Linked DNA regions of Homo sapiens: all the other regions are linked to region 3. A link is a contact called in ENCODE Hi-C or POLR2A ChIA-PET data. All regions are on one chromosome and are shown on one strand. Each heading gives the region's core, a stretch centred on a gene start or an enhancer-like site at or near the end of the contact. The rest is flanking DNA. Distances are from core to core; before and after follow the strand shown.

Region 1 (3,258 bases), core at 201-2,700, 310 kb after region 3:
GAATCGCTTGAACAGGGGAGACAGAGGTTGAAGTGAGCTGAGATTGCACCGTTGCACTCCAGCCTGGGCGACAAAAGCAAGACTCTGTCTCAAAAAAAAATAATAATAAATATAAATAATAAAAATAAAATAAAATAATGAGGATTGGAAAGGAAAAAGTAAAACTTGCATTATTCATAGATGACATGACTGGGTTCGTAGAAAATCCAAAGGAAGGCCAGGCGCGGTGGCTCACACCTGTAATCCCAGCACTTTGGGAGGCTGAGGTGGGCGGACCACGAGGTCAGGAGATCGAGACCATCCTGGCTAACATGGTGAAACCCCGTCTCTACTAAAAATACAAAAAAATTAGCCGGGCGCAGTGGCGGGCACCTGTAGTCCCAGCTACTTGGGAGGCTGAGGCAAGAGAATGGCATGAACCTGGGAGGCAGAGCTTGCAGTGAGCCAAGATCGTGCCACTGCACTCCAGCCTGGGCGACAGAGCGAGACTCTGCTCAAAAAAAAAAAAAAAAGAAAGAAAAGAAGAAAAGTAAAGAAAGTGAAAATGGGGACAAAACCTTTACCCTAAAACCTTATCAAGAGGATTGATAAAATATAACAGGTGTAAAGTCCTGCCATGATCCCTGGCACATAGTAGGTACACAACAAATGGCTCTTGATACCATCATCGTTGTGACTGTCACTCTTCTCCGCCCAGGCCCAATCCCAGTTGGTAGACCCTTATGTCAAGGGCTTGGCAAAGTTCTATGACCTCTACTCTCCAAGCTGGCCTGCAACTCTGCAGGCAGTTAGGTCTGTTCACCTCACTCCAGAGAAGTCGGCCTGCATCCTAGAGGCTGTGAAACCCAGGCAAAAAGAAGCTCTGCTCAAAAGAGCTCTTCCGTTAAACATAATCTCATAGAAAGATATTTATTCACGTGGAAAGATGTTCATGAAAAAAATAGCTGTATTGCTCCAATTAAAAAAGAAGTATGTGTGAGTGCGTATGGGTTTCTTTGTATATATTTATAGAAAAAATACTGGAAAATATATTAGTCAATGTTCTTAGTATTTATCCTGGAAGAAGATGGGATTAGGATGCTGGTTATTTTCTTCTTTTATATATATATATATATATCTCACATATGTGTATGCTGGGGGAGAGGGAAAGTGAGAGTGAGAGGGAGAGAGAGAAATATTTTCATCTAACAGTTGACACCAGAATCCCTGGTAGGGAAAATACCACTATGAGATGCTGGGAGACAGGAGAGAGTATGAGGAAGTCTCCGGCCACGTGCAAAACCGTGGCTGACAGAAACTCCCCAGGATGGGGAAGCTGAAAGCCCTTTGAGAACCATCACATTCCACTTGGAACTGTTGGCACTGCCCCACAGGGACATTTCCTTGGCCTCGCTGCCACCCGCCCCATCCTCAGCAGACAAGGCTGTATCCTGGGCGTCCTCTGTGTGGTGTTCTGTGGCGTTATTAGGGTGAGTCAATGTTGTGGGAACAGAAACGACAGCACGTACGAGCAGAACCCAAGCACCATCGCAGCCAGGGGGCGTGCACCTGGGGGGCGTGCACCTGGGGAGCGTGCACCTGGGAACCTGCAGGGCCCCAGAAGGGCTGTGTGCCTTCCAGGCGTGGAGTGGGGAGCCCACCTGGCGGTGCCAGATCTCACGAGATGGGGACCCCAGCTGGCACTGGGTGGCATTTCTTCTTCCCTTGCTCTACTTGGAGCATATGTTGTTCGTGGAGCCGAAAGGAACGTAGCAAAAAGAGTGTTCCCAGCCCTCCCCGGCCCCAGCCGCTGGGCAGAGGGCTGCATGCTGGCTGGCTGGCCAGGCTGGGGCAGCCTGGCCTCCTCGGCCCCTACGCTGCACCCACCTTCCACTTCCTGGAGATGCACCCACATCTCCAGGAAAATTGTTTCAGAAAATGCCTACAACACAGCAGAGAGTGGAACAAACAGGGTCCCAACGCATGTCTGCGCTGTGATTGTGACCATGTAAGATAATATCTGCATGTGCCAGGAGGGGAGAGAGCAAATCATTACAAATCACTGATGTGTTAAGGGCGTGGGATGGCGCCTGACCTCTTCCTCTTTTTGTGATTTTTGTTGTTTATACAATAAAAACAGGAGGAAGTGGTAAGAGCTGTTTGGTCAGATGAAGGAGCTTTCTTCATTCTTCGCCAACTTGTGCCGTCACTACCCCTTGTCCCAGAATGAGGATCCATGCCAAGGAGGGGAACAGGGCATGGGGGGCACCTGACATTCGTATGCCTTCCAGGAGCCCTGCACGTGTCATCTCTTTTCAGCTTCAGAGAAATTCCATGAGGTAAGAATTGTTATCCCCATTTTATAGATGAGGAACTTGAGGCTAGGAGAGTCCACACAGCTGGTACAAGACTGAGCCAGACAGACCCTGGTACAAGACAGACTCTGCCTAAGGCCTGAAAGAGGTGGAGGGAGCCGGGGGCCCCGGGACTCACTGTGTAGACAGATTCTGAAGGATGCTGCTTGGGGCTGCTGGCAGATCTTGGATCTGGGCACTTCCTGGTGGGGTCCTTCCCTGGACCCCGCATCCGCTTCTGTAGGGAGAAAGGAGTCAGGGCCAGGGATGAGTGGCTCTCGTCTTCCTCCCCGCACAGACCCCCCAGGGGAAAGGATGGCAGATTGTCATGAGGTCACACAGAGATTCATCACTCAGTCCCTCCCACTCACCCTCTCCAGGGAAACATGGCAAATGCCTACAAGACCTGCATCAAGCCATTCCTGCACCTGGAGACACAGGAAATGGAAAAGGCCCACACGAGGTGATGTCCCTGGACAGAGCACCTGGCTGGTAGGGACCCAAGCTACTGGGACCAGTGCCAGTGGGGCAGGGCCCCAGGGACCGAGCCAGCAGCCATGGGTGGGCCCCTAGTGGTGCCAGCCAGGTCCAGTGTCCAGTCTTCCTCTGCTGTCACTGGCTCTGGCCTCGAGCGAGCCAGTTCCCCTCTGGGCCTTGGTTTTATTTATTATTATTATTATTATTATTATTATTATTATTATTATTATTATTTGAGATGGAGTCTCACTCTGTTGCCCAGGCTGGGGTGCAATGGTGCAATCTCAGCTTACTGCAACCTCTGCCTCCCGGGTTCAAGCGATTCTCCCGCCTCAGCCTCCTGAGCAGCTGGGACTACGGGCATGTGTGCCACCACGCCCGGCTAATTTTGTATTTTTAGTAGAGATGAGGTGTCACCATGTTGGACAGGCTGGTCTCGAACTCCTGA
Region 2 (3,167 bases), core at 270-2,769, 310 kb before region 3:
AGGTCAGCTCTCCAGCTCATCCTACAATTGACTCAGATCTGATGATCCAGTTCACAGTTCTCCAGGCTTTTTTCTTACCCACACCCCAAACCTCCTCGGTTTCTCAACTCATGATGCTGCCATCACTTCACAGGCAGCACCTGCAGGAAGATTTGCTGAGGGAAGGTTGAAATGAATAGGAAAAATGACATGTCTTCAGTGTTTGTGGACCCCCCAGCTCCTGTAGCCACAGGTGAAGATGGGGCATCTTCCCTGCCTGGAGCCCAGTCCACCTCATGAGAACATCAGTGTCAGATTCAAAAAAAGGCCACTGGGGACGCATTGCAGATGGCCTCAGCCTGGTGCCAGTCATCACCAGCCTGTCTGTGAGATCAAGGCTGACACTAAGCTAGGAGGGGGATCTGTGTGTGACAAACTCAGCCTTCAGAAGAGCCTCTGACAGGGAGTAACAGGCTGAAACCCACACATGAAATGTAATAGGACATTTACATATAATCCTTGAGCACTTCTATATGACAGCAGAGAGTAGAGGACTGTGGTTCGGGGTGGAGGTACTGGTGTGGGAGGGAGCTGAGACCTGCTTGTCTGGGTGAGCACCGAAGTCAGGGTGTGATGTGGCTGCCAAAAAGTGAATGGAGCTGTAGGTAGGTTTCATATTAGGATGGGGATAGGGAGATGGGAAGTGGGAGTTCCCAAGAGTAAAGGGATATGTTCTATAGATATCTACAGTGTAATGTTGCACTGATGAGGCCTGGGAGAATGCAGAAGCACATCTAATCTTGCCTTGAGAGGTTAAGGAAGGCTTCAAGGGGGAGATGAACTTTGAGCTGAATTTTTTTCTTTTCTTTTTTTTTTTTTTTTTGAGACAGGGTCTCACTCTGTCACCCAGGTTGAAGTATAATAGCATGATAACTGCTCACTGCAGCCTCTACCTCTCGGGCTCAGGCGATCCTTCCACCTCAGCCTCTCGAGTAGCTGGGACTACCAGTGTGTGCCACCATGCCCAGCTAATTTTTTGTATTTTTTTGTGGAGAGACGGGGTCTCACCACATTGCCCAGGTTGGTCTTGAACTCCTGGGCTCAAGCAATCTGCCTGCCTCTGCCTCCCAAAGTGTTGGGATTACAGGCGTAAGCCACTGCGGAGGCCTGAGCTGAATCTTGATTGCTGACGGGGACAAGAGGAGTTAGCTAAATGAAGTGATGTGAGAGAGGGGATGTGGCAAGTGCAGGGAACTGCACTTCATTCGACTGTTAAAGTTCCCTTGGGAAGGTGGTGACGATGTTCACAGGATGGATCCCTTTGAAATCCTAAAGTCTTTCTGTGATGTGCAGCTGTAGGCTGCTTGCCTGATGTTTGTCTAGATGGAGGGTGTGAATGTGCCTTAAGGTTTGTCACTGTGTTTCTTTCCATTGGTTGTAATATCAGGGATACTTAGTTTGTGCTTGCTCCCCAAGACTGACATCTGAAATAGCCAGTCGCAGGCTACCACCTATGACAAGTGTGAGTGTTTTGCGACAGGCCGACTGGGGACTTTCATCTCTTGCAGTAAGCAAGCTGTGTGGGAAGTGCAGCCCCACTGACGTGGACATCCTGCAGCCCTCCTTCAACTTCCTGTATTGGAGCCTTCATCAGACCACACCCAGCAGTCAGAAAAGAGGTGCAGGGGCCCGGGCTGGGACAGTGAAGAGTGCTGGGCAGTCTGTGGTCCTCTGTATCTCAACTTTTTCATCTTAAAAAAACAAATAGGGTTGTGTGTGTGGCTGGTGGTCATAAGGTCCTTTCTGGCTCTAATAACCTGAGCTTCTGTTATGAAGCTGGGACCCTTAGAGCCTCAGGATGATCCTCTGTTTGTTTGTGAAGCCCCAATCAGGTGCTAAGCACCATAGTGGCACTTAGCTGAAGCTCCTCTGTAACTCCTGTGGGCCCTGCCTTGCCCACCCCCGACAGCTGCTGCAGTGCTCCTGAGCAGCACAGGCCTGATGGAGCTTCTGGAGAAGATGCTGGCCCTCACCTTGGCAAAGGCAGATTCTCCCAGGACTGCACTCCTCTGCTCTGCCTGGCTGCTCACTGCCTCCTTCTCTGCCCAGCAGCACAAGGGCAGTTTGCAGGTTAGTCTTTAACTCCTGTGGCTTTGAGGCATGGGGTGGCACTCAAAGGAGTGTTGAAGATCCTGAGTTCTGGTCCCAGCTCTGGGGGCTTATTAGCTGTGTGACCTTGGCAAGGTATTTACCCTTTCTGAGCTCAGTTTCCTTTCCTACAAAATGGGGAAAACATCTCAGGATTGTTGTGAGGTTGTTTCATATTAATCCACTTAACACATAAGGTTTACCTACACTCCAGGCTCTATTCTTGGCACAGAGGAATAAAAAATGAATATAGCATGTGTCCTACCCTTAGGGAACTTGTAGTCTTTAAGGATAAGATTGTACTCAGCAAAGATAGTGGGAGAAGGCATTCCAAGTAGAGAGAACAATATGAGCAAAGGCATGAAGCTGCACAAATTCAGGACATGCTCTGTATATTTGGGGAGTGGTGAGGTGCTCTGTGTGATGAGAAGGTGGGGAATGAATGGAGCAGAAAAGACCAGACGGGGAGGCAGAAGCCAGCCTGCGACCTTAAAGTGCAGCATGGCAAGCCGTGGAATGCCACACATGGTTAACTGTCATTATTACTGTTCGAGAAGGTGATGCAGGGAAGAGGAGAGCAGTGGACTTATCCACAGAGCACCTCCTTCCCCTCAGCCCCTCCCTCTTGTAGGGCCTTGTCATCACAGTGCCCTGCGTGAGCTCCTCTGTGGGCTACTTCTCATGGAAACCATCTGCTAGCCTCTGTGGTATCCTCACACTGCGCCCAATACTGTGCCAATCTAGTGATGGGCACACAGAAGTGACATGAGTTTTAAACTTTGGCCTCTAGAGGGGCAACAAGCTGTGGCAAATCTATGCTCTGGCAAATCCTGCAGGTTGTTGCCTGTGGTTGGTTTAGGACAGAAACCTTTCCTAATTTTCCGTGTGAGGCTGCTGGGCTCATCCAGCTGTCTGCAGTCACCTGCCTAGGAGAAAACTTGCATTTTGTCCTTGGCTCTGCCCTGGCCCTCAGCTCACACCTAGGCAATTACCTGCTCCTAGCTACCTCCAGTGCCCTAACTCAGGCCTGATCATTCGTC
Region 3 (3,272 bases), core at 463-2,962:
TGGGACTTTCTTCCCAAAACAGAATTTGAGGGAAGGTCTTGGGAGGGGTCGGTTTAGAAAGAGCTGGATCCTCAGAGTCAGGATACCTGGGTTCTGTCTTCTACTTGGCCACTGATTTACCCTTCACAAGCCACCCTTTTTGAATGTGGTCCTCCTTCCCCCAGCACCTTCCTCCTGCAACCAGAGAGGGTTCTGGGTACTCCTAGAAGTATTCTGCCAGGCAAACATTATGTTTTCAAACTGCTGAATTTGAATGCACCACCCCGAAACACACACACACACACACACACACACACTGCTACAGTCACTCCCCACACACATCTTTTATCTGCCTGCCCCTGAAGGCATCTGAATTTGCAGTCCCTGAACCAGCAGATCACTCAAGTTTCTCCTTCTCTAGTATCGCGTGGGTTTAAGTTCTGGTCAGTAGCAATTTTTCCAAAAGTCAGCTTGAAGACAGGGACTCTGTGGAGCAGACACAGTTCTCATATGTCAAAGAACCGGGTTCTGCTTGGAAGCTGCTGCTAAGGAAAGCCCTATAAATAACAAAAATAACAACAAAAACAACGGCAGCAGCTAATATTTAATGAGTTAAATATGCATCAAGTCCTGTTCTAAGCACTCTAGATATTTTAACTTAATACAGTAACCTTCTGAAGAAGGAATTATTATTCCCATTTTAAAGATGAAGAAACTGAGGAATAGATGAAATAACTGGCCCAAGGTCACACAGCTAGTTGAGGGCAGCGCCTGAAGAAAAGTCCGTGCTCCTAACCACCACATTCTACCGCCTTTTCACACACACAAGCAGGGACTCGACAGCCCTGAGGAGTGGCACCGTGCTCCAGCTCACTCAAAAACACCTCTTTCTCGCACTTTGGGAGGCCGAGACGGGCGGATCACGAGGTCAGGAGATCGAGACCATTCTGGCTAACACGGTGAAATCCCGTCTCTACTAAAAATACAAAAAAAAATGGCCGGCGTGGTGGCGGGCGCCTGTAATCCCAGCTATTCGGGAGGCTGAGGCTGAGGCAGGAGAATGACGTGAATCCGGGAGGCGGAGCTTGCAGTGAGCCGAGATCGCACCACTGCACTCCAGCCTGAGCGACACAGCGAGACTCTGTCACAAACAAAAAAATCCAACGGGCATCTATAATTACACTCTGCAACTCTAGACTTTGGGTTCTGGGTACAACAGTGGCTCGGCCTGGGCCCTGGGCACATCACTTCACCTCTCGGTGCCTCCGCTGCCTCACCCACAAAGTGAGTGTGTCACTGACAGTCATCGTCCTCCCGCCAATTGCGAAGGACAAAAGAGACCAAAGCTCCGATAGCACGTACGAATGCTAGGCACGGCCGGTCTGACCACCGCGCCGCCGCCAGGTCCGGCCCATGGTAGGCTCGGGTGACCCTCTTCCCCTGAAGCACCCGCAGTCGCCTCTGCCCAAGTTGGTGACCTCAGCTGGGCCCATGAGAAACCCCGGCCGGGCCGGCTACGACCTTGAGCGGCGGCCTCCGGGTCCCCACGTAAGCCGCTACCTCTCACCAGTGTTCGGCACCTCCCGATACCAGGCGCGGTAGAGCTCGCGCACCCTCCGCTTGGCCTCGTTCATGTCCCGACTGAAAATGGGCTTCACGAAGGTGCTGGCGGTAGAAGTAGCTTGGCGGACGCCGCTCCCCGCCATCTTGCCAAAGCATCCACTCCACAACCCCACCCCTTTGCAAGCAGCGCGTGCGGACCGCGGGCGAATGTCTTTTCCCATTGGCTAAGGAGGAACGCCCCGCCTGTATGCTGGGTGGGCGGGAGGATGACTCTGAGGCTCTCGGATTGGCTGGGAAGCCTCTCTCTGGCTGAGCGAACGGTGGGTGCTGCGCATGCTCATCTACAGAAACGCCGCTTGGCCTTTGGACTACACCATCTGTCGCTCGCTCTAACGAGCCGGCGTTGCCGCCAGGGGACGCTCGGGCCGCAGGAGGTCGCTGGGTCGTGAGCTGGCGCCGGGGACGCCGAGCGACTGCGGGGTTTCCCTCAGCGTCCTGCTATCCGGCTGCCCGCCGCGCTCCTTGGTAGTGTCCGTGGGCGCGCAGGCCTTGAAGAACCTCCTCGTGGCGGGACCCCGAGGTAACTGCTGAGGCAGATAATGGCGCCTGGGCTGCGGTGGGGCTTGTCCTGCCGCCTGGCGGCTTTCTGCAGGGCCAGGATATACTTACTTTTCTGTAAACCAACTCTTCCTTAGCGCAGGAGAGGTGTCAAAGAGCTGGCGCGTCTCCAGAGCCCCGGGAGGAAGGCTGTAACGGCAGCCCCATCGTAGACAGGGACATTCGCATCCCGAGCCCTGGATCTCTGAAAACCAGCCCAGAATTTGGAAGCTGGAAGGAACTTTAGATCGTCCATTCTGAGTGTCTCTCTTCGCTGGCGTTTTCCCACTGAGGTTATGTAAACATGAAGAGGAGCCTACAAGTGTCAAGGAAAAAACGACAGCTAACCACAGGGCAGGCCATGGGCAAGATATCTCAGTGTTCTCCGCTCTCATAGGTCAGGTAGGTACCTCAGCATCCCCATTTTACAGGTGAGGAAACTGAGATGGCCCAGAGTCTAGGTCACCTGACAGATCGCCCCCACCTGCCTGACTGCTGCCTAAGAGGCTCCGTCTTTTTCTGAAGGTGTAGTTGACAGGAGCCTGTGAGTATTGGGGAAGGGCCAGGGGCCGGGGCTGAGCATCTACTCCAAACTTTCCCATTTCGAAGGGTTAAAAAACCAGATATACTTTTTTTCTTCCTTATTATCTTCTAAAATGTATATATATATTCAAGTGAGCTATACAAAAGAAAGCACGTAACATATATAAATTATAAAGCATAATAATAAAATGGAAGCTTTTGAACCTCAGTACTGACTTAAGAAGTTGTAACACAGTTAAGGTTTGTATAAAGTGTCCTTAGATGTCCTTAGTAGCCACTGTTCTCTAGTTCTCTAGGTACATTAACTTGGCTAGGCTTCACAACACACCAGTGAGATTGTGTTGATATACCCTTTTTTTTTTTTTTTTTTGAGACAGAGTGAGACTCACCTAGGCTGGACTGCAATGGTGCAATCTCGGCTCACTGCAACCTCCGCCTCTCATGTTCAAGCCATTCTCCTGCCTCAGCTTTCCGAATCGCTGGGATTACAGGTGCGCACCACCATGCATGGCTAATGCTTGTATTTTAGTAGAGACGGGGTTTTGCTATGTTGGCCAGGCTGGTCTCAAACTCCTGACTTCAGGTGATCC

What was found. Hi-C counts contacts between places; a loop is a spot of excess contacts on that map. ChIA-PET counts read pairs that join two places held with the same protein, here RNA polymerase II (POLR2A). Pooled maps may share reads with other maps.
Region 1: a loop to region 3 is called in a map of B cell, with 10 times the contacts of the local background. The contact joins the enhancer-like site here to the promoter of NDUFA6 in region 3. A Hi-C loop is called at or near these places in 2 of 168 maps with a recorded cell type or tissue (B cell and OCI-LY7) and 5 of 50 pooled maps. POLR2A ChIA-PET finds 5 or more read pairs at or near these places in 2 of 52 experiments (AG04449 and HEK293).
Region 2: a loop to region 3 is called in a pooled map, with 12 times the contacts of the local background. The contact joins the enhancer-like site here to the promoter of NDUFA6 in region 3. A Hi-C loop is called at or near these places in 7 of 50 pooled maps. POLR2A ChIA-PET finds 5 or more read pairs at or near these places in 7 of 52 experiments (CD4-positive, alpha-beta T cell, CD4-positive, alpha-beta memory T cell, GM10248 and 3 more).

Annotation. Positions count from the first base shown.
Region 1 is chr22:42,395,386-42,398,643 of GRCh38, forward strand. NFAM1 (NFAT activating protein with ITAM motif 1) reads right to left here. Exons shown (of 6, transcript NM_145912.8): 4 at 2,473-2,571. Among named protein-coding and RNA genes, the nearest start is that of LINC01315, 28 kb to the left of the region's middle. RefSeq lists a silencer at 1,438-1,732. Within about 2 kb of position 1,451, at least 9 of the 41 ENCODE cell types and tissues checked have a DNase peak (open chromatin) inside an H3K27ac peak, as active enhancers do; they include B cell and OCI-LY7, where a contact is called at or near this core.
Region 2 is chr22:41,779,737-41,782,903 of GRCh38, forward strand. It overlaps MEI1 (meiotic double-stranded break formation protein 1), which reads left to right. Exons shown (of 31, transcript NM_152513.4): 23 at 1,548-1,658; 24 at 1,949-2,109. Among named protein-coding and RNA genes, the nearest start is that of CCDC134, 19 kb to the right of the region's middle. RefSeq lists enhancers at 1,580-1,629, 1,640-1,739, 1,890-1,939. Within about 2 kb of position 1,520, at least 12 of the 41 ENCODE cell types and tissues checked have a DNase peak (open chromatin) inside an H3K27ac peak, as active enhancers do; they include CD4-positive, alpha-beta T cell, where a contact is called at or near this core.
Region 3 is chr22:42,089,060-42,092,331 of GRCh38, forward strand. It overlaps NDUFA6 (NADH:ubiquinone oxidoreductase subunit A6), which reads right to left and starts at 1,713. Exons shown (of 3, transcript NM_002490.6): 1 at 1,547-1,713. The coding sequence starts at 1,685. NDUFA6-DT (NDUFA6 divergent transcript) reads left to right here and starts at 1,874. Exons shown (of 5, transcript NR_034118.2): 1 at 1,874-2,122; 2 at 2,238-2,541; 3 at 3,060-3,173.